Linked DNA regions of Mus musculus: regions 2 and 3 are each linked to region 1. Evidence: chromatin loops called from intact Hi-C (ENCODE). Cell type or tissue: heart. All regions are shown on one strand. Each heading gives the region's core, and the rest is flanking DNA. Links, peaks and the distances in the headings are about the cores only.

Evidence for each region. Peaks named below come from ENCODE experiments on the same cell type or tissue, not always from the same donor. Only the 100,000 strongest peaks of a DNase experiment are listed, where the experiment ranks them.
Region 2: a loop joins it to region 1, with 1.9 times the contacts of the local background. A loop is called at or near these places in 2 of 42 quality-filtered maps.
Region 3: it touches region 1 in a loop (2.1-fold over the local background); 3 of 42 quality-filtered maps call a loop at or near these places.

Annotation. Positions count from the first base shown.
Region 1 is chr17:30,435,161-30,443,411 of GRCm38, reverse strand. The region is part of intron 6 of Btbd9 (BTB (POZ) domain containing 9); the gene reads left to right. Among named protein-coding and RNA genes, the nearest start is that of Btbd9, 140 kb to the left of the region's middle. In heart, for the core only: no CTCF peak of the experiment used is centred there; a DNase peak (open chromatin) is centred at 4,381; H3K27ac peaks cover 1,244 bases.
Region 2 is chr17:30,361,563-30,369,813 of GRCm38, reverse strand. All of the region lies in intron 6 of Btbd9 (BTB (POZ) domain containing 9), which reads left to right. Among named protein-coding and RNA genes, the nearest start is that of Btbd9, 210 kb to the left of the region's middle. In heart, for the core only: a CTCF peak has its summit at 5,004; a DNase peak (open chromatin) is centred at 4,913.
Region 3 is chr17:30,348,991-30,357,241 of GRCm38, reverse strand. All of the region lies in intron 6 of Btbd9 (BTB (POZ) domain containing 9), which reads left to right. Among named protein-coding and RNA genes, the nearest start is that of Btbd9, 220 kb to the left of the region's middle. In heart, for the core only: no CTCF peak of the experiment used is centred there; no DNase peak of the experiment used is centred there.

The DNA of each region.
Region 1 (8,251 bases), core at 1,625-6,624:
CAAGTCCCATCTCTTACAGTGCTCATTCAGAAAAGAATTAATCTGAATTACATGACGCTCTGATTGTCTTTGTGAAGAGCACTGGGCTCCTGTATGGCTTGCAAATGTCTGTCTGTGCACTTGCGTCTTCCTGTTCCTGTGCCCTTCTTCACCCTCTTCACCTTCACATCACTGAGGTCTGTGCCCTCAGGTTGAAGGCAGATTTTTCTGTCTCTAGGATTTCAGGGGCCTTTTCCTCTGTCTTCTCCATTACCTGTGAGATGTTACTACAGATGGAAAGGCATTCGCATCTAAATATAGCGCTCCATGTGTAGGGAGCATTTGTACGAGAGGATTCATTGTTGAGGTGCCATTTGTTAGTGCACTTCCCAGGACACACATTCATGCCTTTACCTTGCTCTGCCGAGCCCAGCTGGTGCCATGGCTGCTTTGTATCTGACAACATAATGACCTCTTGAGAAAGGGCAGGGACTTGGGTGGGCATTGTGTCTAAAACTGTCACTGGACAGACAACTACCACACATCTGTTTGGATGGGTATCAGAGTACACTTCTCTTTCTCATAATGAGGGTGTGATGGGGTAGTGACCTGCTGTGGGCTGACTCTCTGTCCTGTCCTGTCCTGTCCTGTCCTGTCCTGTCCTGTCCTGTCCTGCCCAGAAAAGATATGGGGCCTCAGGTCTATTATTGATGGGTCTCTTAATGCAAAAACGTAAGTGATAGACTTAAGTAGAGCCTGCAAGTTGCTAGTGCCCAATGACAGGGCCTACCCACTTACCTAACTGTGCTATAGGTGAAACCTAAGACTTTGCATGGGCTAGACAAGGTGCTGTAGCAGTGAGCTGTAGCCCTGACCTTCAGCAGGACAGTGCCAGCTTCTTCCACGCCTTTGAGAGAGCTCCTAAACAGAGTGCTGTGAACACCTAAGGGCCTTATTCCATGGAGCTGCAAGAATGGTATGAACAGACCCTCCTTACTAAGCAGTGACAGAGGCAGGAGATGCCCACTGTCCCTCCCCATTCAAGTGCCCTATGAAGGAAAACTTTTCTACTTTGTTTATAAACAGGAAGATGAGTCAGCTGGTGAGGGGCTTCAGGAAGTCTGCAGTGTCACCTGCATTCTCCTTTTTCTATAGCAGTCCCCAAAAGAGAACGCTCATTTAAAGGTTTTCGTGTTCCTTATCTGAGTCTGGATTCTGAGATGAAAATGCTTGTTCTAGAATAAAATTGGACAGTAATGGCAATATCCACCAGTGTGGCTTAGTGGCTCTATCATGCAGATGTACTCCAGAATAGGAGTGTTAGTCTACACCTTTAAAATGTTGCAAAACATTGAGTTTCTCTTTAGAAAGGAAAACAAGGTGAATATCACTACCTCCTGTTGTTTGTCTAACAAAGTGATGTTTTTCCAACATCAAAACAGATTTTTGTAGTTTCTTCCTTTTCTTTGTATGCCCCCCTTTACCCTGTATGAATTATCAGATCGACTTAATAGCACGGGGGTGGTGCTCTACTAGCCAAGGTCTTAAAACTGGGTATGAATGGGAAGTCACTGGGGGCCAGAGGGTCATGTGTCTCAGCTCTTGTCACTGCTTTGCAGTGTGTCAGACCCTGTTGGCTTCCACCGACCATTCATTGTATGCCTGACAACAATCTCAGTCAGATAAGCCCAGGAAATCTACAGTCTTATGGCTTGGGTCCTGTTTATGTAGTTCCATTTGATAGCAGAATGGCTTACAGAGAAGTCTGGGAGCTTCTGAGAACCCCCGAGACACTTATTTTGTGCTCATCTGCAGCTGACGTGATTGACGGTTGTTACTGCTTCTCCAGTGTTGTTTCAAACAGAATGGCATGCTCAGATAGACTGAAGGGACATAGCGAGCTGCTCCTCCTGGAGCTGTGACTCTGTCTTGTTATGTGAGAATAGCTAGATGGAATTGTGGCTGATGGGCATACTGTGGCAACTTGGCACTTAAGTAGTAGTAGCCTGATACTTTCAAACGTCTTCCTGCATTCTCTGTCCAGTGATTTTTCAGTCCTCTATTTAAGGACAACAGAGTTCTAGGACTTTTGCTGTAGTTGATGAAATAGATTCACACCAAGTTCAAAAGAAAGGGAAATAGTCCAGAGTTCAGTCAGGCTAAGACCCCACCTTGCTCCCTACCCTTCAGTGTTAAGATGTCTGTTCCCAGCCCTTGTGAAGAGAGATGGCCTCTCAGGACAGTGTAAGAGTAGTGACTACAGGAACAGTCTAGCTCATGAAGGCAGAGGGGTAGTTGTAGAAGAATGAGTGACCACCATGAAATTCTCTAAGAGGTAGGAGACAGGCTGGAGGTGGTTAAGTGATGCTGAGAGACTGTTTCAACCTTGGGAATACCAACAGTCCTACGGCAGGTGACTCAGATGATGGAGACACTAAGCTTTATTAGTTACTTCCCTCTTTTAGTGTTTTTGTGATCTTCTAAGAATCAACTTGAGAAGAGTTTATTTGGCTCCTGGTATGAAGGAAGATACTGGCCGTGGCAAGGAAAAGCATTGCAGTGCCTCTCAGCTGTGGCAGCAGGAGTGTGAATCTACATGCTCAACCCTGGATAGACGAGAAAGCAGATACAGGGGAAGAGTGGGTGGGGCTAGCCTATAAACCTTCCTTCAGCATCCATGCCCTCTAACTAGGGTGCCATCTCCTAAAAGTTCCAGAACTCCCCAACCAGAGCCACCAGCCAGAAGACTGCATGTCTGAACAGGAGTCTGTAAGGGAACTTTTTCATCTAAATCATGATACTCTCCCCATTAACTCTGTAGGCACATAGCCATCTCATAATATAAAATGTATTCATTTTAATGTCAGAAGCCCCCCTAGTCTTACATTTCTAACCCTGATCAAAAGTCCAAAGTTCAAAATTTCTTCTAAATCTCAAGGTGTTCTGTAAACTGAGCACAATCTATAAAATAGTAAGCAAATTTCTCACTCTGTAGACCAGGCTGGCCTTGAACTCAGAAATTCGCCTACTTCTGCCTCCCAAGTGCTGGGACTAAAGGCGTGCACCACCACACCCGGCTACATTCTTTTTTAAATTAAAGATTTATTTATTTTATGTGTATGAGTACACTGTAGCTATCTTCAGACACATCAGAAGAGGGTGTCACATCTCGTTTTGTTTTGTTTTGTTTTTCGAGGCAGGGTTTCTTTGTATTGCCCTGGCTGTCCTGGAACTCACTTTGTAGACCAGGCTGGCCTGGAACTGAGAAATCTGCCTGCCTCTGCCTTCTGAGTGCTGGGATTAAAGGTGTGTGCCGCCATGCCCAGTGAGGGCGTCACATCTCATTACAGATGGTTGTAAGTCACCATGTGGTTCCTGGAATTTGAACTCATGACCTTCAGACGAGCATTCAGTGCTCTTAATCACTGAGTCATCTCTCCAGCCCCAGCAAATTACATTCTTCCAGAGTAAAATGGGATGGAAGGATTCCTAATGTAAACAGGGAGGAAAGCAAGAGTCCAGCCCAGTGGGGCCAACACTAAGTAAGGCCTTCAGTTCCATCTGGGCCATGTATTGCATCATCTGGGCTCCAGAAGACTTGAGGCTGCTTGTCCAACTCTGCTGTCTGCTTCAGTTGGGGCTTCTCTCAAGTACTGACTACATTTATGTCTGCATCTTAACGAATGCCCTAAATTCATGGCATCTCCAGTATCCTGAGGGTCCCCAGCACAACTTATGTCCTGCCTTCATAACTCTATGCATAGCCCACTCAGTAGGCCATGGAGACAGTCCAACCCTGCTACATCTTACGTAACCGCAATGTCTGTCTGGAGTTCTGGAAACTCCCATAACCCTGTAGCCCTTGGTTCCACATGTCTGTAAAACCAGCTCCATGTGGGTGATGCATGTCCTGCTGCCAAGGAAAAGCCTGGCTATGCCTATAGCAGCCTTTGGGGGTGAACTTGGAGAAATAGGTCTCCATTTTCTAGCAGGGTCTCCCAAATGCTGCCTTTTCAAGTATTCTCTTTATAATGAAAGTATGGTATAATATAATATAATATAATATAATATAATATAATATAATTAATGGCCCTTCCCCTGGGCGGGTTTTGTCCTCAGGCATACTTTGTATTTTCCCAGTTGAGAGCTTTAGATTGGCCCTTAATGGCACTGATCTCCTCAACAATCACCTCTGCTTTCTCCTCGTGTGCTTTCTGCAGAGTCATCCTTACTCACATTCCTTTCCTCACCAAACGGTGCGCTCTTCCTATCTTCCAGTGTCCGTGCTTCCGCCTTGACTTTAGCTCTTGCCTTCAGCCTTGCTGATATCCTGGACACAGGCAGAATGCAGCCACAGTCCTGGTCAGGATGTCATGGATGGCTTCTCACCCAGTTCCTGACAGAACCCCCATCCCCCTCCCAACCTCAGGAGCCACCCTTTCCTGTCTTTGCTCTGACAGCAGGCTGGCCTTCCATACTCCCCACAATGGCTGACTAATGCTTGTTGGCAGCTATCTATGATTTCTCTAGCCTGTGGTTTTAGACTCCATGTTTCTCCCACAGACCAGTCTGGAAGACCCAAGAACCATATGGTCAGGCTTATGGAAGTAGTGTTGTCAGTCTGTAGTACCAGTTCTCAGGCTACTTTTCTCGTGATTATGATCAAGTATCCATTAAGAGCAACTTAAAGAAAGGGATTTTTTCTTGACTGAATGTTGGGGAGCATGCCGCCATCGTGGTGAGGAAGGCTTGTGGAGGGCTCCATGGCAGTGGGAGCATGGTCCAGCTGCTGCCTCACGTCTCCATGCATCAGGAAGCAGAGAGGACCATCCAGGCTTTTCGTCTCAGACCTGTCTCTGCTTCCTTCAGCCAAGGTCACAGACTTGTATACAGCACACCACTGGCTAAGGACTATGGTTCAGACAAGCCAGGAATGCCATGTCACATCTAAACTATGACAACAGTAACACAGACTCCAAGTCAGTAATGTAAAGGTGGCAAAATTCATGAGAACACTGTTTTATACATATACATACATACATACATACATACATTCATACATTCATACATTCATACATTCATACATTCATACATTCATACATTCATATACATGTACTTTTTTTTTTTGGTTTTTTTGAGACAGAGTTTCTGTATAGCCCTGGCTGTCCTGGAACTCACTCTGTAGACCAGGCTGGCCTCGAACTCAGAAATCTGCCTGCCTCTGCCTCCCGAGTGCACCACCACGCCAGACCATGTCCTCTTTTTTAAAAAAAAGATATATTTATTTATTATGTTTACAGTGCCTGAATGCCAGAAGAGGCATCAGATCCCATTACAGATGGTTGTGATCCATCATGTAGTTGCTGGGAATTGAACTCAGGACCTCTGGAAGAGCAGCCAGTGCACTTAACCTCTGAGACATCTCTCCAGCCCCTATACATATCCTCTTTGCAATCTCTCCTCCAAATACTTGGTCAACTGGGTATTGGTAGCAAAACTTTCCATCCCTTCCCTCTAGTAGGTGTGTTCTCCATAGTCGGAATAGCCCAAATCGACCCTGTGCTAATAATGTCTTCTCAGAGGCTCATACGGCAGTTTCCCTGTGCAGCATTGGTATGCTGGGAAACCAGAGAGGCTGCATGGTCTACAAAGAGAGATGGCACTAGATTGAAGACATAGGGTTTTCAGGGTGCACCTGTAGTCACAGCTATGAGGAAGACTGAGGCAGTCGAAGTCCAAGGCCAGGATGGGTAAGACCTCATCTCCATGGAAATAACTGAACATAAAGCACTTTACTTTGCCCTGAAACCTTGACTTGGAGTTGCTGTCCACCACCCTAAGTGCTCCGGCCAAGAGCCATGGTTGTGTTTCCTTGACGTTCCTACCCTGAGTGTTAGGTCAGCAGCCATTAGCTAGCCAAGAAGACCTGTGGAGGCCTTCGGAGGAAGATGATCCCCATTTAGGACTGCTTTCATCCTCACGTTCTTAGCTGTCATCAGCACAGATTCCTCCTTATCCCCTGACAATGTGAGGGTGAGAGGAAATGCAGTCAGCAGATCAGATACTGGTCAGTAGATGGGGAGATGAGACAGTCGGCAGCGGTCAGTGTGTGTCTTATCTGAGGAGCGTGAGCACAAACATAAAGCAAGGCTCGGAGCACTTCAGAGAAGGAGAGCTTTGTTTGCTAAACACGCCTTTTCAGTAAAGCACAGAGCTCCCTCTGAGCAGCTCAAACGTGATCTCACAGACCTGATCTGCTCTTACAGAAAAGCAGGCGTGCTGCTTACATAGAAATTACATTTAGCACAAGGTAGGTAGTAAGCAAAAGTTAGTTGAGTTGGCCATTCTAGGCATCTGACACTTCCCCCACCCCACATACAGTTGAGAATTTCCTATAGCCCAGCCAGGCCTTAAATTTTACTGTGTACCAGGATGACCTTGAACTTTGAGTTCCTGGTCCTCCTGCTACCACTGGGATTTGAGGTGTCACAAGGCCCTCTGTCTGACAATAGGGGTGAAACCCCAGGCTTCATGCATGTTAGACAGTTCTCAGTTAGCCGAACCCTGTCCTCAGCCACGTCTTCTAAATGTAATGGTTCACTTCCTACTGTTCATATATGATATAAGCATGTTAAATGGATGTTTCCACGAAGTGATTCCCAAATTTAAATTTCATTATAGTTTATTAGTAGTATATTATTATAAGCATTTTGTTTAATAAATTTCATTTTCATTTTAAATTTTTAGTTAATTAATTTTAGAAACAAGCTCAAGTAGCGGTGGCTGTATGTCTGGTCTGAAGCTTCCTATGTGCTGTCCTGACCTGGAATTTGTGGAGCTCCTGTTCCAGTCTGTTAGTGTGCCTTCTGGATACACTAAGCTTTCCCACGGGTGCACATGAGCTGAGCTGTGTGCTGCCTAGGCTTTGGTTTACACACCTGGGGTTGCAGGTCCCGTGCTGTGTCCCCTCTTCTGTTCTCCTTTGACCTATTAGAGATAGACTGTGATGTCTGTCTCCCATGCCTCAGCGTTGGAGATAGGAAAGCTATCTGTTGTCTGCAGCCTCAGCCCTCAGCTCTTGTTAATCATCTCAGAGTCTGCACTGGTCAGGTGTCAGCCCCACCTAAGCTTGGGCGCCACCAGGGCCCCTCCTAGGGTCCTTGCTGTCCTTGTTCCCGTGCATTTGTCAATCAGTGAACAAAGCTGTCTATTTAGAAGCTCCACGGGAACATTAGGTGGAGTAATAACATTTTCATGTGATTATTTGCCATATTGGCATTGAGGCAGAGAAATCTGTTAGAGAAACTGTTTGCTCTTTTCCCATGTGTCCACAGTGAGTGTGTGTGTGAGCCGGCTCTGTTGTCTCTATTCCAAAGCTGTCATGTGTTAGAATAACTGCTTTGACACTTATTATCTTTTTAATGCAGAGGAAATTGCCAGAGTTCACAACAGTAAAATAGATCCTTTGCTATTTGTATTATTTTCATTTGAAAGACGCCTTGCCCTCCTTGTCTTGATAAGACTGAAGTTTATGTGGTAAGAGACTATGGTGTGCCGGAGACTGCAGGGATTTGGACGGAACCAGAGCAAGGCAGTATTCAAACGAATCACTAATTGTTGCTTCTTAGAAGCAGTGTTTCTAAGCAAAGCTGTCAGCCCAATCACAGCCTCGCCTCCCAGGGTCCCAGTGCTTTATCAGAACAATCATTTGCCAGTGACTTCAATACGTCTTCCTGGAGTTGTTCAAAGCATCCCTCCACCAACTGTAAGCATGTGGCGTATATCCTGCCTTCACTCAGGCCTGCATCCATTCTTCCAGAGGTGCTGGGAGGAAGGAGGTGGTATCCCGAGCACCCTGAATTATGCTTTTAATTTCCTGTTCCTTAGAGGGATTTGCAATGAGACAATTCTGCCTTTGTGCTGTGCTGGCTTGGGAACAGGTTTAAAGTGTTGACGTTAAAGACTGGAGCTGCCGCTCTGACCATCAGGCCCTGACCTTGATGGTCAACATTATACAGTGGGAAAACTGATAGAAACCTCAAATACATTTCCTCCAGCCTGCCAGATGGGCATCTAGGAAATCAGATGGATGTTTCCAGAATGGCGTGGAAGTTCACATTCTCTGAAGAGTTTGGGAGGGGTCTCTCACAGTCAGTTCTTTGATCCAGTGGTAAAGACTGTTGAGTGTAGAGTTAGACGTGTCCAGGCCTGGCCCAGCCAGTGCCGTAGCCTGTCTAAGGACCCCCAGAGAGCTGCCGGGTTAAGTTCCAGA
Region 2 (8,251 bases), core at 1,968-6,967, 74 kb after region 1:
TAGTTTCCCGAAGGGCCTGGTCGCACAAACCTGTAATCCCAGTATTTGGGAGTTCAAGGTAGGAAGAATCAAGGCTACCTGGTCTACGTAGTTAGAGCTGTCCCCCAAAATAAAAAAATAAATAAAATATAAAAAAAAGAAAAAGGAAAGGAAAGAGCTTTGTGTTGCTGTTTATACATGCTTAGCTCTGATGGAGAGCAGGACGTTTCTGCCAGTATATTCCATGCAAGATAAGACAAATTCCCCGGTAGCCTCAAAGTTCTTTTATCCCAGGAATGTTTTCTGTTGAATTGGCTGCTTCAATCAGGTATTGTCATGTGAAGTTTCAGCTCATTCCAGAGTTACCATATATTAGTCTACTCAGACGGTTTCCTGGTCCTCTCCAGCCTGAACACTCTGATTTTCCTTCCCAGTTTGTGACTGTTTATGAAGACCTTCTACTTCATATCTTACAGAGATGGATTATGATAGTTTTAAATGCTAACTCATCTAGCTTCTGTATGAGCTAAGCAGGCTTTTGTTGGCAGGGTACATTTTGCATATTAAAAAAGAACCATTTGTGGAGGCCTGGACTCAGAGGAAAGATAAAAAGGGATTTATATCTGACAGCAATCTTTGTCTCTTTTAATTCCATTTTATTGAATTCTTCATAAGGCGAAAACTACTCAGAGAGTATAAAGATATACAAATTAGGCCGACAGAATCAAGCACATCTGATGGTACAGCAGAGATGCAGTAAAACTTTATATAATGCAGTATGCTTTATTTTTATATAGTCTAATTCACAGTATCACAAGGCATTTTATAGAAAGAATCAATTGCAAGCTTAAAAGAATAAGGAATACTTTTAAGGTGAGATTTAAGGACAGAATATGTGCTAATTGCACACTTATCTTGTAACTGAGTCAGAACCACCGTGCCTCACATACTCCCATTGCTAAGGGAAGGTTAGAGCTTCCCTGTGCTGCCAGCCTGCAGGAAGAGTGCTGTGTTCCTGTGTATGCTCAGCTCTTGTGAGGAAAAACAGCAAGGCGCCACCAAGAAATTAGAGCATCCCACACTAAACATCCAAGCTTGCCAGGCTGATAGGCCAACAAAGGCACTGCTTCTGCCCAGCCATTCATTCATCCTCAGACATGGGAGAATAAATCCCCTCCCCCACTTCCCACATTCCTAGTTATTTCCTTAGTTTGTCAGCACAGGCCTGCAGTAAGAGACTAAATTCTGTGCTATGGGCCTTCTCATCTCAGTCTCTATCTCTGGATCGTGTGTGTGTGTATGTGTGTGTGTGTGTGTGTGTGTATTCACAATGGGAGGAAATCTCATTATCTAATCACTTCTTAAAGGACCCACCTTTTACTTCAGTCCCATTGGCTATTTGGCTTTAAGCTCTGAATTTTGGAATGAACACATTTAAAACATAGGGTAAAATACCTGAAGTACTTTACATTTATATATTTTATGTATACATGTATGTATGGAGGTGCATGAAGAAGTCAGAGAACAGCTTGCAGAAATTGGCTCTCTCCAGCATGTGGGTTTCAAGGTTCAAATTCAGGTTCTCAGACATTGAGGGGAACACCTTTACTCACTGAACCATTTGCTAATTAAAAAAATTTAGAAGCCCTTTTAAGGATATTCTTTTATATTTTTCTTCAAAGCAGTATTACTTTAAAGAAGACAGTCTTATTTTTTATTTAAAATAATGAGCATATTAATTTATTCAGATTGTGTAAATACAACATCATAAATGAGTCTTTATAGACAAGACGAAGTTAGAACTGAAACATCCAAGATGCAGGCACCACATATTTGGCACATGGGGGCCTGCCATCTGGTTCTTGTCATTTTGTCTCTGGAGGAACGCTGGGACCCCATAGCAGAGTCTCTGAAAGTGCTAATTCCCCCCTTAAGGTCTCCTCCTTCATGACCCAGTAACCTTCAATGTCCCAGCTTCTAATAGCTGTCACTTTGGGGATTAGGATTTCAACATACAGATTTTAGGAAGACTAGAGCATGCAGTCAATTCCATGAGACATGGTAAAATGGAGATTCGTTTCCACTCAGTTTAAAAGGTCAACAGTCCAGCTTTTGGGGACAGAGAGAGTGGTGGTCATCTTTCCCACACCGGTCCTTCTAGCCAGTAACATGATGCACCTTTCCATTTATTTGGTCTTCTTTACTGCAGATCTTTCCATTACATCATATTTTATTAAGCCTACTCTTAGATGTATTATACTTTGACATTAGAGCACAGTGCCTTTTATTTCAGTGTACTCTGCTCAGTTCTTTCAGAATGCACAAAGGCCACCGAGCAGAAGGAGCCGTGATAGTCATCCTTCTGTTGGCTTCTTTACGTTTTTAAGTGAGTGCTTCTTTCCACTAAAGAACATTTGCTATAAGGTTTTGATAAATGCCACTCCACAGATTAAAGAATTTGCCGTAAATGCCTGGGCTGATAAGTGTTTCCTAATTTTTTAAAAAGTTGGAAGATTTAGTAACATTCCTTTTCTAGAAATAAAGAAGAAAATTGTGAGTGTGTGTGTGTGAGTGTGTGTGTGAGTGTGTGTGTGTGAGAGAGAGAGAGAGAGAGAAGAGAGAGAGAGAGAGTGTGTGTGTGTGTTTCTCCCTCAGTTAAAGTTAATGTAGTAAATTACATCAATGTAGGAGATGCTTGGCATTTGTGGGATTAACCTAATTTGGTCACAATTAATTATTCATTCATACATTATTGAATTCATTTTGTGTTTGCAGTTGTACTCATGAGTGAGTTCACCTAGAATGTTCCTGGACACCCTAGTCTGAGTTTCAGTTTGTATGATTTAATAGAATGTGTTTTTCCTTCCAAATGGAGGAATTTATATAGTGTTTTAAAATTGACTATTTGCTATTCCATGCCTGTAAAATTTTCTGAGCTATGTTAGAAAATTATTAGCTAATGGTTAAATAGCTAATGTTTGGGGGATGGAAAAGATGGCTCAGTTGTTGAAGAACGCGTGCTGCTCTTGTATGTAACCCAGGTTTCAGTCCTGAGCACTCGTATGACAGCTCACTGCCATTAGTTACAGTTCCAGGGACCTGACAACATCTTGGCCTCTCCAAGTACCTGCATACATGTAGTGTACTTAGATGGACTCAGGCCCACACATATACATAAAAGAAATTTTAAAATAATATTTAATGTTTATAGTATTCTCTGTTTTTATTGAATCAGTTTTGATATGTAATATTTTCTAGAAATATTCAACTTTGCTGATTATAGTTATGATTAAATGTGTGATATGTACAATTAGTGCTTTAAGTGGATTCAGTTATAAACAATCTTGATTTCAAGGTTTCCGTGGTAAATACCCTTCTTCTGTAAGTAAGAGGATGGTTTCATTCTTAGTTATTTCTGGTGCGCACCCTGGCCCCAGCTCCTGCATGGTTTCTTCTGAGGAAGTGTTCTCTGCAGCCATGTACAGTTGCTGCTGACATGCAGCTTCTCATGTGCAGGGTTTGCCTGTCATCTGCCCACATGTCCAAATTCACAGGTAACATGTTCAGCCAAGTAGATGGACGTTTTGGCAGAATAGGTAGGTTCTAAAAGAAATATGGTAGGTTTAAGGAAATGAGTCAGTTGAGGTGCTAGAGACTCTAGCCATCACCTCGAGAGTGGCTGTGATAAGCCTGATGCTTCCTTCAGGAACTTAGCTAGGCCTGAGAGCAGCCAGCATCCTGCAGGAAGGAGCCGTGTGTGTGTGTGTGTGTGTGTGTGTGTGTGTAAGGTAATGCACTTAAAGGAGATGATGACATGCAGTATATTCACATGGATGTCATTGTGACTCTAATTATCCAGTCCACTCAAGGTACTGCATAGCTTTTATGATTATATCCACTCCAAGAAGGGCAAATACAGGATAATAAGCACCAGAGCCGTTGGGTCCTCAGAGTGCCTGGCCGAGGCAAAATGAACAATGCCAGCATGCATCAGTTCAGCTCCAGTTTTCTTTGTACACAAGTGCAATAAAATTTGATATGTATTGCAGAATGTTAGGAGATTTTTCAGTGGCTAATGATTATGTAGTGATTCCCTTTTATCGTAGAGTTAACACAGCTCATTTCTGGGTTTACAATAACCTTGGTATAGCTTTCATTTTGTTTAACTGCACGTACACACACACACACACATCATTATTTGTGATGTGTGTGCTTTATTTGTGAACCCCCAAATACAGTATTTCTTTTACTCAGATTGTAAAAAATATTATCAACTTTAGGATATATTTTCTTCCCTTATTTTTTTTTTAATTTCCTGCTTTCTAGAACACTAATAAATATTTAAATGCAAATACCACTAAAACCTCTCTCCATCTTTGGTATACCCTTCAATATTATGTTTACAATGTAGCTTCGTGTTTAGCAGTCCTTAGCCAAATGATATATGGTTTCCTTTCTGCAATCTTTCTTCTTAAATCAAAGTGTGAGCCTTTCCCAAATGTTTTCCCTTCCTGAGCCCTTGTTCACTGTGTATAATGCGCACATTGAGGGGCAGGGATGAGCCACACAGGGATGCTTTCTTACATGGCCTCTGTTGCTCATTAAACAGCAGTTCATAATGTGAAATATGCTCCTTGCTTTACACCTAGGGCTGCAGGCACCAGTGCTTTTCTGGTCACAATTACCCTGTCTGTCTGTCTGTTTGCTTGCTTGTGCTGGCTCAGGGTTGATTGCTTTGGGAAAGTTTCAACAAATCAGTTCCATAATAAACTATGTCCACTTGAGACCTGGAGCTGCAGAGGCTGCCCTGTCTGTCTTCACCTTGCAAGCCAACCATGGTGGATTTGGTTTTCCGCCTGCCCTTTCCCACAGACCTTGTCTTCCTTGAGGAAGTCTGTTCAATAATTCAGATAGTTAACTTCCTTTGAGCAAGAATGGGTCTGAAATTGGTACCAGAGTTCAAATATCTGGTGACCTCTCCTGCTGTGGTTCTCAGGGAGGGACACTTGTCCAGAAGATGCTTTTCCAGCTGCAGCCACTTGGCTATGCTGCTGTGGACCTTGAATCCTGCAATGCTCCTTGGGTTTCCATTTGAACCTGCCCAGAAGATGGTAAGCACCCTGAGGGCACACACAAGCTTTGTAACTTAGCATGGAATCAGTCCTCTTCATGCCAAGGTCTGCCCCACATTGTGCCTCCTGTGATCCTCCAGGATGTAGCTGATACTAATGGACAGCAGGACATACAATTTACTTGTTTAATAAACAACTTCACAGTTTCCACTGAGCATAACTTTGACCAAATTTATGTTTCATTGTGGCATTGGCAACCATGCTTTACATAGGAAGAACCCCTGCAGACCACATCAGACCTCCACGGATGACGTGGCTTGCTTCTCCTTCAGTGCTGGTTTTGTCTGAGCACTCAGCATTTTGTCCCAGAGAGGAGTACTGATGATGGACTGAATCTGAACTCTTGCCCCTCATCTCTCTGGAGTGCTGGCTATCGTACTACAGCTGCAGCGAGAAGCTGCCTTGTGGTTTCCGACATTGTGTTCTAAAGATCGCTAAAATGTCTCTTGCCACTACAGGCAGACTAGAAAAGCTAGTGACAGTTTTCTGAGATGCAGTGGGTGCATCCCTGGATCCATCAGTGCTTTTGAGCCACATAAAAGGTATTGATCTCATGCCGACCTCTGTGCAGGCCTCCCCTTCTCCCTCAGGGCTCTATTGTGTGCGCACACCGTGGGGGAGGAAGATGGAACTTTCTTTTTCAAATAATTTGTTTTAAACTGAAAGCATTTTCATTAATTACTTCTTGATTCTGTTGATTATGCCAAAATGAGACATTTCAGGGAGATATAGATAATTCTTTTCTTAGGTTATCATAAGTTAAAATGCTGCTTGGTTTTAAACGGCACGATTATCCAGAAATTTCTGAGTATTCATAAGCCTGGCTCTGAAGTTACAGACTGTAACTTTCCTGTGTCTTCTACATTTATGCTGTTGGATGCTTAATAAGCTTTTTTTTTAAAAAAAAAAAAAAAAAAGAAAAGGTATGAAGTCACAGGTAGATTGAGAGGTAGGAGGAGTGGGTATGGATCTGGGAGTGAGGGGTGAGTATGAGCAGAATATCTTATTTATAAAAATGCCTAAAAGAGAAAGAAAAAGAAAGGCTGCAGCTAAGCCTGGGGGGGGGGGGGGGAGAGGAAGGGTGAGAACAATATGAGTGAGTACAGGTTCCTTCAGAAACGTGTGACCGCAAGACGGAAGACAAATACCGGGAGTGTTTACACCCTTGAACTTTGGCACATTTAGCCCTTCAAAGGTTTAAAAACAGTGCACATTATTTCAACAGTACATGAAAGATTAGGTTTAGCAGATAAAAACAATGTGTAAAACAGGAGTTCGAACAAAAACTAACAAGCTTATTTTTCAGATAGATTCTAGGCATGGAAGTGTTAAATGCTGCTTACTGTAACGTCTTTGCAGCATCCTTTTATCTTTGATTTTTAATGATATTAGCTGTAGCTCTGAATTTTAACCTAGTGTTACGCTTCTCCCTGTCTTCTAGCATTAAGAGTAGAAAGAATGCTTTTCTGAAGTCAGATTTCACACTTTTCATAAAAAGGCAGTGGTGGTGCACGCCTTTAATCCCAGCACTCGGGAGGCAGAGGCAGGCGGATTTCTGAGTTCGAGGCCAGCCTGGTCTACAAAGTGAGTTCCAGGACAGCCAAGGCTACACAAAGAAACCCTGTCTCGAACAAAAAGAAGAAGAAAGAAAGAAAGAAAATAGAAAAAAAGAAGATGAAAAGGAAACTGCTGTGTGTGTGGGTGCACCCCTTTAATCTCAGCACTCAGTAGGCAGAAGCAGGTGGATCTCTGTGAGTTTGAGTCTAGCCTGGTCTACAGTTCAGGATAACCAGGGCTACTTAGAGAAACCCTGTCTCAAATGCCCCTCCTAAAAAAGGAACTATCATAATACATCCCTGCCCACCCTATGTGTGGTGTGTGTGTGTGTTGTGTATTTAAGTAATGTACTAATAATGTGAAAATACAGGGATGACTGGTCATGATTTCTGTATTCAGTGAACGTAATATCTTATTAATTCTGGTCCAATTCAGAGAAATAAATCAGTGCACAAAATACTACTACCCCAGAGCAGAAAGACTGCAGGTCTGAGTAATTATGTGAGGTGGGATCTGTTTACTGATCACTCTGTGAGCTCCCTGAATCCTAGGTCACTCTCAGGGGTGTCCAGGGGATCTGGAAAGAACAAACCAGTGCATTTTACTTTTGACTTCATGAGGCTATGTAGCCTCCTGAAGAGAGGAGCGCTGTCCTCAGCAAGTGCTGCTTACTGTGTCTGGTGCTGGTGAGCACATAAACAGTCCTTAAGCTGCGGAAGAGCTGACTGAGCCTCCCTCTCCCTTCCCTGTGGAGGAAGGAAAGCAGACAGGTTCAGCAGGGAAGCCGGGGTGGGGTGGGATGGAGGAACCCAAGGCTCTGTGCATGCTAAACCCCCGGGCCTGATTAGCATTTCCATAAACTCTGGCAGCCGGTGTTATATTTGTGTCCTGGCAAGTATAAGAGTCTGCTGGCTGCAGAGGAGCTGTGAATGCATCAGTGGTAGTGAGACACACACCTGTGTCAGGTTGGGAGGTTCTTGGGAGGACGAGCACACATAGGGTGCTAAGTGCTTCAGTGGCTCAGCTTGAGGGTACTAAGCACTTAGCACCCCATGTGTGATTTTGGTGTCAGTGCTGAAGAAGTCAAGAACATACTCTCTTTCAAAAAGAAAATAAACACAAAGAATGATTTGTTGCTCTTGAAAATATGGATGGACATGGTCTTACAGTTTCATACTTTAAAGCATATGTGAGCCTTTTTTTTTTTTTTTTCTTGGAGGATCTGTAGATTGATGGAGCAAGATTTTCTTCCAACTGGATAGCAATACGTTTGACTTTTAGAAAATGAGTTATGTCAGTCCACGCCAAGCCAGTGAAACCCCACCTCACAGCTGCAGAAATAGCCCGGGGAAGTGACAAATTAGTGTTCCTCATCAGCCTGTGATTAGGCTTAGCATCTTTTAATAACGAATGTGACTCTGCATTGGAAGAGGATAAACTGGCAGTTTTTACAAAGATAGAGTCTCCCAGGAATTTTGGTGATATTTAAATTTTAATTACTTTAGATGTGGGGCTATGAGAATGCTGAAGGTATGGCTAAAAATCCTGTCACTCAGGGCTCCAGAGATGCTTTTTCCTTGATG
Region 3 (8,251 bases), core at 1,968-6,967, 87 kb after region 1:
ACTTTCTACACTGAGCCCATATGTGTAAGACAGGAGATCTAAACGGAGAACAGCAGTGTAGCATTCAAAGAGGAGCTGGCCCTGCCCTTGAGCTTCCATTCACAGCAGTAACCGAGCTGCCATTGCAGAGGGAGCTGCTGCTGCAGACTCTGTCAAAGGACATGAGGCGGCCACCTCAGAAAGGCCAAAGAGGCCATCACCTCAGCCCAAGATGTGTTGTGTATATTCCTGATCTGAACTCCCTCGTGAGTCACTTACAAGAAATGATGGACAAACTAACCAAATTTTACTAATCTTTGCATTATTTTTTCATAATGTAAGTTATTGGCCATCTTTGGGGCCAGAGCTGAGAGCAGCAAGTTTTGGAGGGGAGCAAGATCAGCAGGTTTCTGGCCACCAGGCTTCATTAAATCAGGACCCATTTATCTGCATTAACTCTTGTTCTCAAGTGTTCATATTTTTAACATGTAGGTGAGACTTTCCATAGCGGGTAAGGGTCTACTTTGTGCACTTCTAAGGAAAACTAGTTGGCCCTTTGAACCTATATTCATCTCGAAGCCTTGTTACCTTGTTAAATGGGGGCTATTATCAGACCGCCATAGTCAGGACTCTGAGAGCGTGCTTCATGTGCTAACCTTAACTACCAAAGACCAAAGGCAGCAAAATTGCCATAGCAAAAAAATGCAGAAATGCTAGAGGAAACAGCATAGATCATTTCAAGGAAAGATCATTCTTTTACTTCTTGTCAGTGGCCATAAAGCTGAGACTTGCTGGGTTTTGGTCTTCTAAGAGGGCCCGTAAGACAGATCACCATTACACTTATTCTCTTCTGCTTCCCTTCATAGGCTCAATCACAGTTGCATGCTTAGCTTAAGAGCAGTTCATTGGTGTAAGAATTCCCAGAGTACTTGTGTGTGAGAATGCCTTTAGGTCTTACCCCATAACGCAGCGGTTCTCTCGTGAATGGGGGACCAAGATGGCTGGTGCTTTATGTGCTTCTCAGCTCAGTCCTGTAATCAAAGGAAAGGGCGTGTGTGTGTGTGTGTGTGTGTGTGTGTGTGTGTGTGTGCTGTCTGTGCCATGGTTGACAGCGGTTTTGTTCTTCAGACCTGCCTCTGGTGTCAGCCGACTTGTCCTGTTAGCCCCGGGAGATACAGTGATCCTTGTGGTTTGAACAGTGGTCAGAATTTATCTGCACACAGAAATGGGCCTTGGTTGAAAGGAAGCAGATGGGAGCTATGGAGAATGCCTGGTGTCCTTGTAAGAAGCTGGGACTAAGAGGGACGCAAGGAAGGGGATGCTTATTGCAAACAGTGACTGTTTTTATGCAAGCAAAAGTCAAATTCAGTAGGTTAAAGATATTTAACTTGTACATTCATTACATTTTGATGAAGCAGGTCACATCCCTGCTTTTAATTGTGAAAAAGGAAGCAAGTATTTTCTCACCCTAAAGCTCTAGGTACCCCAGTAACTTAGCAAGGCAAAGATGGGTGTGTGGGCCGAGTGTGTGCTCCTGTTGAGTGAAGTGTCTGGGCAGGGTGTAAATGAGGAGCTGATTTCTGTTGGGTTTTCTTGACCCTTGACTCTGAAAGTAAATTATTATCTAGTGTATGCACATTCTTTCCTTCCATGTGATTGATTGATTGAGATGCTGGAAATTAAACCCAAGATTTGGTCTGGAGACAGCTCAGCAATTGGGAATACTAGCTGCTCTCCCAGAGGCCATGGTCTCAGTTCCCAGCACATGGTGGCCCCTCTCCCAGAGGGTGTGGTCTCAGTTCTCAGCACTCATTTGGTGGCTCACTATCTTCTTTAAGTCTAGCCCCAGGTGATTCAATACCCCCTCTGGTCTCTGAGCATGGCAGGAATGTGGTGCATAGACATACATGCAGGTAAAACACCCATTCACATAAAATACAACAATAAAGTGCAAAAGAAAAAACAATAGCTTCAACATTGTGCCTGCTAGGCTAGTGGTCTGCTTCAGAACTCTACTCAGAGCCCCCCACACCCCATTTGTTTTGAAAATACAGAAGTTATATCTCCATTACCTAACTCAGTTATTCATAGTGGACCATACAGCTGGGTGCTCACTGGATATGGATGGCATAGCTGTATCAGATTTTCGCGTCGCTTCTCATAACTGCATATTAATATAGAGATTCATGGTCAGCAGTTTACAATCAGATTCAAGTTTAAGCTACAAAACAAAAACAAACAAAAAAACCAAACCAACCAACCAAACAAACAAAAAAACCCAGGATAGGCATGGTGGTCTGTGCTTGTAACCTGAGCTTTTCTACAGACCAAGACAGGAGTGTTACTTGAGCTCCTGGGGCTGCCTGCTTCAAGAGGAGGGCAAAACACTGTAGCTCACTAGCACTTGCTGTTACTGTGATGAGACAATTGCTGTTCTGCTGAGCATACAATGTAGCTTTCTACTCGCAAGCCTGTGACTGAGCTGAGACAAGTTAGACCTCATGGTTTGCCCATCTAAAACAGAGAATGGTGATAGGAACTGCCTGTGAGTTGAGAGGGTAAGGAAACATAAGGCTGGTATAGAATAATGTTCAGTAGATGTTAGCTATGCTTTTTAAACTCGCGGTGACTATCAAGTGTTTAAGAGCCATTCAGCATGAGCTTTGGCGTTGAACTCGTTACAGTTTAGCCAAGTCCTGGACACAGCTTGGGTTACCTGGTTATTAATAGTCTCCGGTAGTGCTTTGAAATTGCCTGTCCTCACATTCCTGAATTCTAGGCTGTGATTCATTTATGGAAATCAGTAATTGGCTGAAAGGTTTTAGCAGGATATTACTATATTCATCAATCTATTTGCTTTAGATTTTCTTTATCCATGCTATGTCAGCATCTTTTCATTTTATCCTATTGGACAGATTAAAAAAGAAATAAGGTTAAAGAAAGCATTTCCTGTACCATGCGTGACCACTAGTCCATAGGCGCATGAGGGCTCTGGGTAGGTACCAGCTTGACATCTTCATGTGCAGTGAGTTGTGTCGTCTTAACAGTAGGACCTTGCTGTCAGTGTGTGGACTAGTTCCATCCATTTACCTGCAAACTTCTTGAATGTATTTTTTTAACAGCTGAGTTATATTCCATTGTGTAAATACACCATGTTTTTTTCATTCATTGATGGACATCAGATTTGTTTGCAATTTTTGGCTTTTCCAGCTAGAGCAGCAGTGACCATGTTGAATAGTGCCTTTGTAGTAGATTGAAGCATCTTTTGGGTATATGCTCAAGAGTGATTTAGCTGAATCTAGGAGTAGATTGGTTCCTGTCTTTCTGAGGAACCACCACACTGATTTGCATAGTGGCTGTGCAAGTGTGCAGTCCCACCAGCAATGGAGGGGGAGTGTCCCTTACTCAGCATGAGCTGTCACTTGTGTTGTTGATTTTAGCCATTCTGACCCCTGTAAGATGAAATCTCAGAATTTTGATTTGCATTTCCTAATAACTAAGGATGTTGACCATTTAAGCACTTCTTGGTCATTTGATTTTACTCTTGAGAATTCTCTGTTTAGATCTGTACCTCATGTTCTTGATAACCCCCTTTTGAGTGTGTTATGTATTTTGGATATTACCCCTCTTGGACCCACTACCAAATGAGAAAGGTAAACAGCCACCCATCCACAAACCCCTTGATCTACATACGTGGTGACCTGCCTGTAAGATACGCTGGTGTGATAGTGGCACAAAATAACCAACCACTGTCTGACTTATGCCTTTGCCGTGAGATAGAACCCATATGAAGCACTGCTTGGGTGACCAGAAGCCTGAGCCTAGATAGGCAGTTACTAGGGGTACACTAGTTAACTACTATTCTGCAAAAAAAAAACAAAAACAAAAACAAACAAAAAAAAAACACCAGACAAAACAAAAACTCAACATTCTGCTCTGCTCATAGATCCATGCCTTGCTCAGCCATCATCAGAGAAGCCTCCTCCTGCAGCAGATGGGAACAAATAGAGACCAACAGCCAGACTGTATTCAGAGTGAGAGACCTTGGAACACTAAGCCCTAATGATGTGGCCATTAAATCCCTCCCCTCGGGGCTCAGGGAACTCTGTAGAAGAAAAGGCAGAAAGAGTGTAAGAGCCAGAGGGGATGGAAGAAACTAAGAAAACAAGGCCTTCTAGACACAGCAGGGCTGGTGACATGAACTCAGGGACTGTGCAGCACGCACAGATGGTCCTAGAACTGAAAGGAGGAGTGGACACATGCTCCCATCCCTAACTCAGATGCTATCCCTGGTTGATAGACGAAATGAAAAGTTAGTTTCCTCCAAGGGAATATCACTGGGGAAACAAACTACTAAGGGTAGGCTCCATGGCCAGCAGTAGACGGCCAACACAAAACAAGCTCAGCAGCCTCTTTGGAGGTTCTTTATCTCATAAGGGTAGCCAAGTAGTGTCTTGTTGTGTTTTATTATTACTCCTTAGAAGCCCATTTGTTTTTTTAAGGAGAGACAGAAAGAATGAGGACATGGGTTGGAAGGGAGGTGCAGAGCAACAGGGAGGTATACAGGTAGACGAAACCATAATCAACACGTTAGAAGACATTTGTTTTCAATAAAAGAAAGTATTTTCCCAGGATTAGCTAAGTTTGATAGCAGAACTAGGCAAAAATCCATTTGACTGTTATTTGGGGGTGTGATTTATCTTGTAGGTAACATGTGCCATAGAACATTAGTTGCCAAGGTCAGCACGGGAGTATGGCAGGTTTGTTTGGTTTTTTATCTTGTGGATTGAATTGCTTAAGTGTTAATTCTAAATACTTTTATCATAAATATTTAAAGCAAATAACCCATTTCCACTTAATCATAAACCATAACTCTTATTAGTCTGAGAGCACTGCATGGAAAATTACATATCACTTTAATGTATTTTCTGTCTGTTTTTATGTCCATATAAAATGACAGCCCACAGATGCATGATGACATCATCATCCGTGAGCTGAAGGGAGCCATTTGTGAGCTGACCATTTGAGCAGCCCCTGTCAGCTCGGTCAGCTGAAGATCCAGAACAGTTGACACTCAAAGGAGATCCAGATTTAAATACAATGTCCTCCAAATGTCCCTTGGCACCAATGAATGTGATTTTTTTAAATGCTACATTAGTTTCTCTAGTTCATCTCACTCGGGTCCATTGCCTTTCCCCTAATGTTGTGTCCAATTTTAAATGACTTGAATGATGGGCCTTCCATCTTTACCTGGCCCATGGAACCCCTGAGTGCCCACCACTTCTGGGCCTCATTTGCTGTGATCGCTGTACTGTGGCAGACCTGAGGAAGGGGTGGCAGAGCGCAGGAGACTTTAATTGCTGCCTAATAGGCTATAAGCAACCTGAACATTTTATTAAGAGGGCATTTAAAATTAGCATTATTATTCCAGAAGATGCTTCCATGCCGCAGTAAAAATCATGCTGAGAGAGTGTCTGATATGTAACCTAATTTCACCACTTTCTTAATTTCTTCCCATTACTCCTAGTAATATACCTCTCAAGCCATTTTATATTCTTTTCTTTGTACCTGTCTGTCTGCATGTGTGCAAACATGCAGAATCACACTTGTGTAGGTGTAAGTGTGCTTGTTATTCTTACTCCTGCTGGGGAGAGGTATGAAGGGGGGTTGCTTGTTTATTATATGTGTGGAGGCCAGACTTTGACTCTGGATACCTTCTTTTATTGCCCGCCCCCCTTTTGCATTGTATCTCTCACTGACACTGGAACTTGCCACCTCCACTAGACTGACTTAACTAGTGAGATCCCAGGAATCCTCCTGCTCCAGCACCCTGCACTAGGTTTATAGCAGTATGATACCATGTCTGGGTTTTATACGGATCCTAAGGATGTAAACCTCCTCATGCTGGCACAACAGACACTTTACCCATGAGGCCATCGTTCCAGCCCGTGACGTTAGTATCTTTTCAAAAGTTGATGCTGAAGGACCCAATGGGAATAGATGATACATTTCTTCTCGTCATAATAGTCAGGACAGTGGGGATTTAAAATTACTTCAAAATCTGAGTGTATAGGTCGGTGGTAAAGTATTTGCTTCGCCTACCACATGTAAAGCTCTGGGCCCGATCTCTAGCACCATAAAGCTGAACAAGAAATCCTTTATTTTCTTTTGTGGTCATTGAAATCTGTCATTTCTGGAACACTCTATTTCTAAGACCATCATGAAAGCCAGATTTCAATAATATCCTCTGAGGAAGGGACTTCTCTGTGTTTGGTGATGATATTTGAGAAGGCCTGCCATCATCATTCCATGGCTGCTTGATGCTATTGGATTTTAAGTAATCTCCAGCCTGCTGACAGTTGTCACTTAGAAACCTTGCTAGTGTCTTTTCTTCTGCTACATCATCAGATTCTTCAGCCTCCATCCTGCACCTCTGTATCATGATTGCTCTCCCACCATCAAACACACGGCTGCTTTACAGAAGCATTTGGGTTTGCTGTTATTTTGAGAAAGGTCTCACTGTGTAGCTTCGTCTAGCCTAGAACTCTCTATAGCGTAGACCAGGTTGGCCTTGAACTCATAGAAATTCACTTGCCTTGGCTGAGATTAAAGGCATCACTACCACACCCAGCCCACAAAAAGGACTTTTGACAAAGAAAACGCTGCTTAATTGTGATTGGTTTGAGCCAGATCTTAAATAGCAAGTTTCAAACTCTATACCAGTTGGACAGTTCCTGTCCTTGATTCTTTAGGGATAATCTATATTATTTTAAGAAAAAAGTTTCAAGTAAATATTGTTTGAATTTTAACAATTTTTAAATGTTTTTAAATTCCTTTGTACAGATCTTATAACAATCACCTTTTGTCTCCTCACAGTTTTTTCTTCAGTTTGCAAATACTTTCATACATTCAGGGCACCATCCTGGGCATTGTGCTGGGTGCTCTGAAAGGGACCCCGAGTTGCACACGGGCTCTGCCTTAGGAGACCTGAGTGTTGAGTAGAGGTGAACATGTAGCCCTTGCATGGCACGCTGCAGTAGATGGGAGACTTACATCGACAGGGGAGAAACTAAGCCTTCTTGGAACAAGTGGCCGTGGACATGGTGCATAAAGTAGATGCTTGTCTTTAATAAGTAGGCATAGATAGTAATAGTGCCAAAACTAAACAAAGACACTGAAAATGTGGTCCAGCAGTCCAGTATTCCAAAGGAATGTTAACCCCAAATACTTAGTCTTTGCTTCTGTAGTGTGTGCTTTTATGTGTGGCTGTGCTGTGCTCATTATAATTTAGGCCATTGGCTCTCAATCCTAAGGCTGCAGCCATGTGGTTATTTTGGTTGTCACTTCATACTTGTCAATTTGCTGCTGTTATAAATCATAACATAAACATCTGTGTTTTCCAATGCTCTTAGTTGACCCCTGTAAAAGGGTCGTTTGACCACCAAAGAGGTCGAAACCCATAGGTTGAGAACTACTGATTTAGACTAATGGTTTCCGAGCTGAGACATATATTAGACAATCTGCCTCACTTCAGTTAAATCACACTGTAAGAGTAGCATGCATGCATTTCTAAAATTCCTCAAACGAGTCTGACACTGATCTGATTAAGGAACCACTCATCTACACCCTGTACACTTAGGTAGGTTCATGGGGCATGCAAGGAGCCCTTCACTAAACCAAGAAAGGGGTGTGATTATGTCTGAGCCTGTTCCCACTACACAGCAGGAAGCAGCAACCTCCACCTCTCTGTCCCCACCCCTCCTCCCACAGCATTTACAGTTCCTAAAGTCACCTCTGTGTGCTAGTCACTGAAACATTCTCTTGTGTTCTCTGCCCTCGCCTGCCCTCCATCCTGCTGCCCTTGCAGTCACTGTTTGCACCGTGGCTGCTCCAGGCCAGACCAGTCCAGCCTCAGCTCTGTTGCTCTGCCCAGTCTTTCTGGCTCTCTCCTCCCTAGACATGCTGTTCTCCTGCCTTGACTTTTCCGTTCCCGGTTCCTTTCACCTCTTCCTTGTCATGTCCTGGTCCTGAGCAGTCACATCTAGGAAGCTTCTCTGCCGGTCATCCCTGTCTGGGTGAGGCAGCATGGCCACGAGCCACCATGCTGCTAGGGTAGAGTTCACACGCTCTTTATTAATTGGTATTGAAGTTTCGTCTACATTAAAATAGTAGCCCTTTTAGGAATTGACTTGTTCACATTTGTTTCCTTATCTCGTGTCTAAAAGGGTTCAGCATATGAGAGTTACCCAATAAAAATGCTAAGCAAACTGAG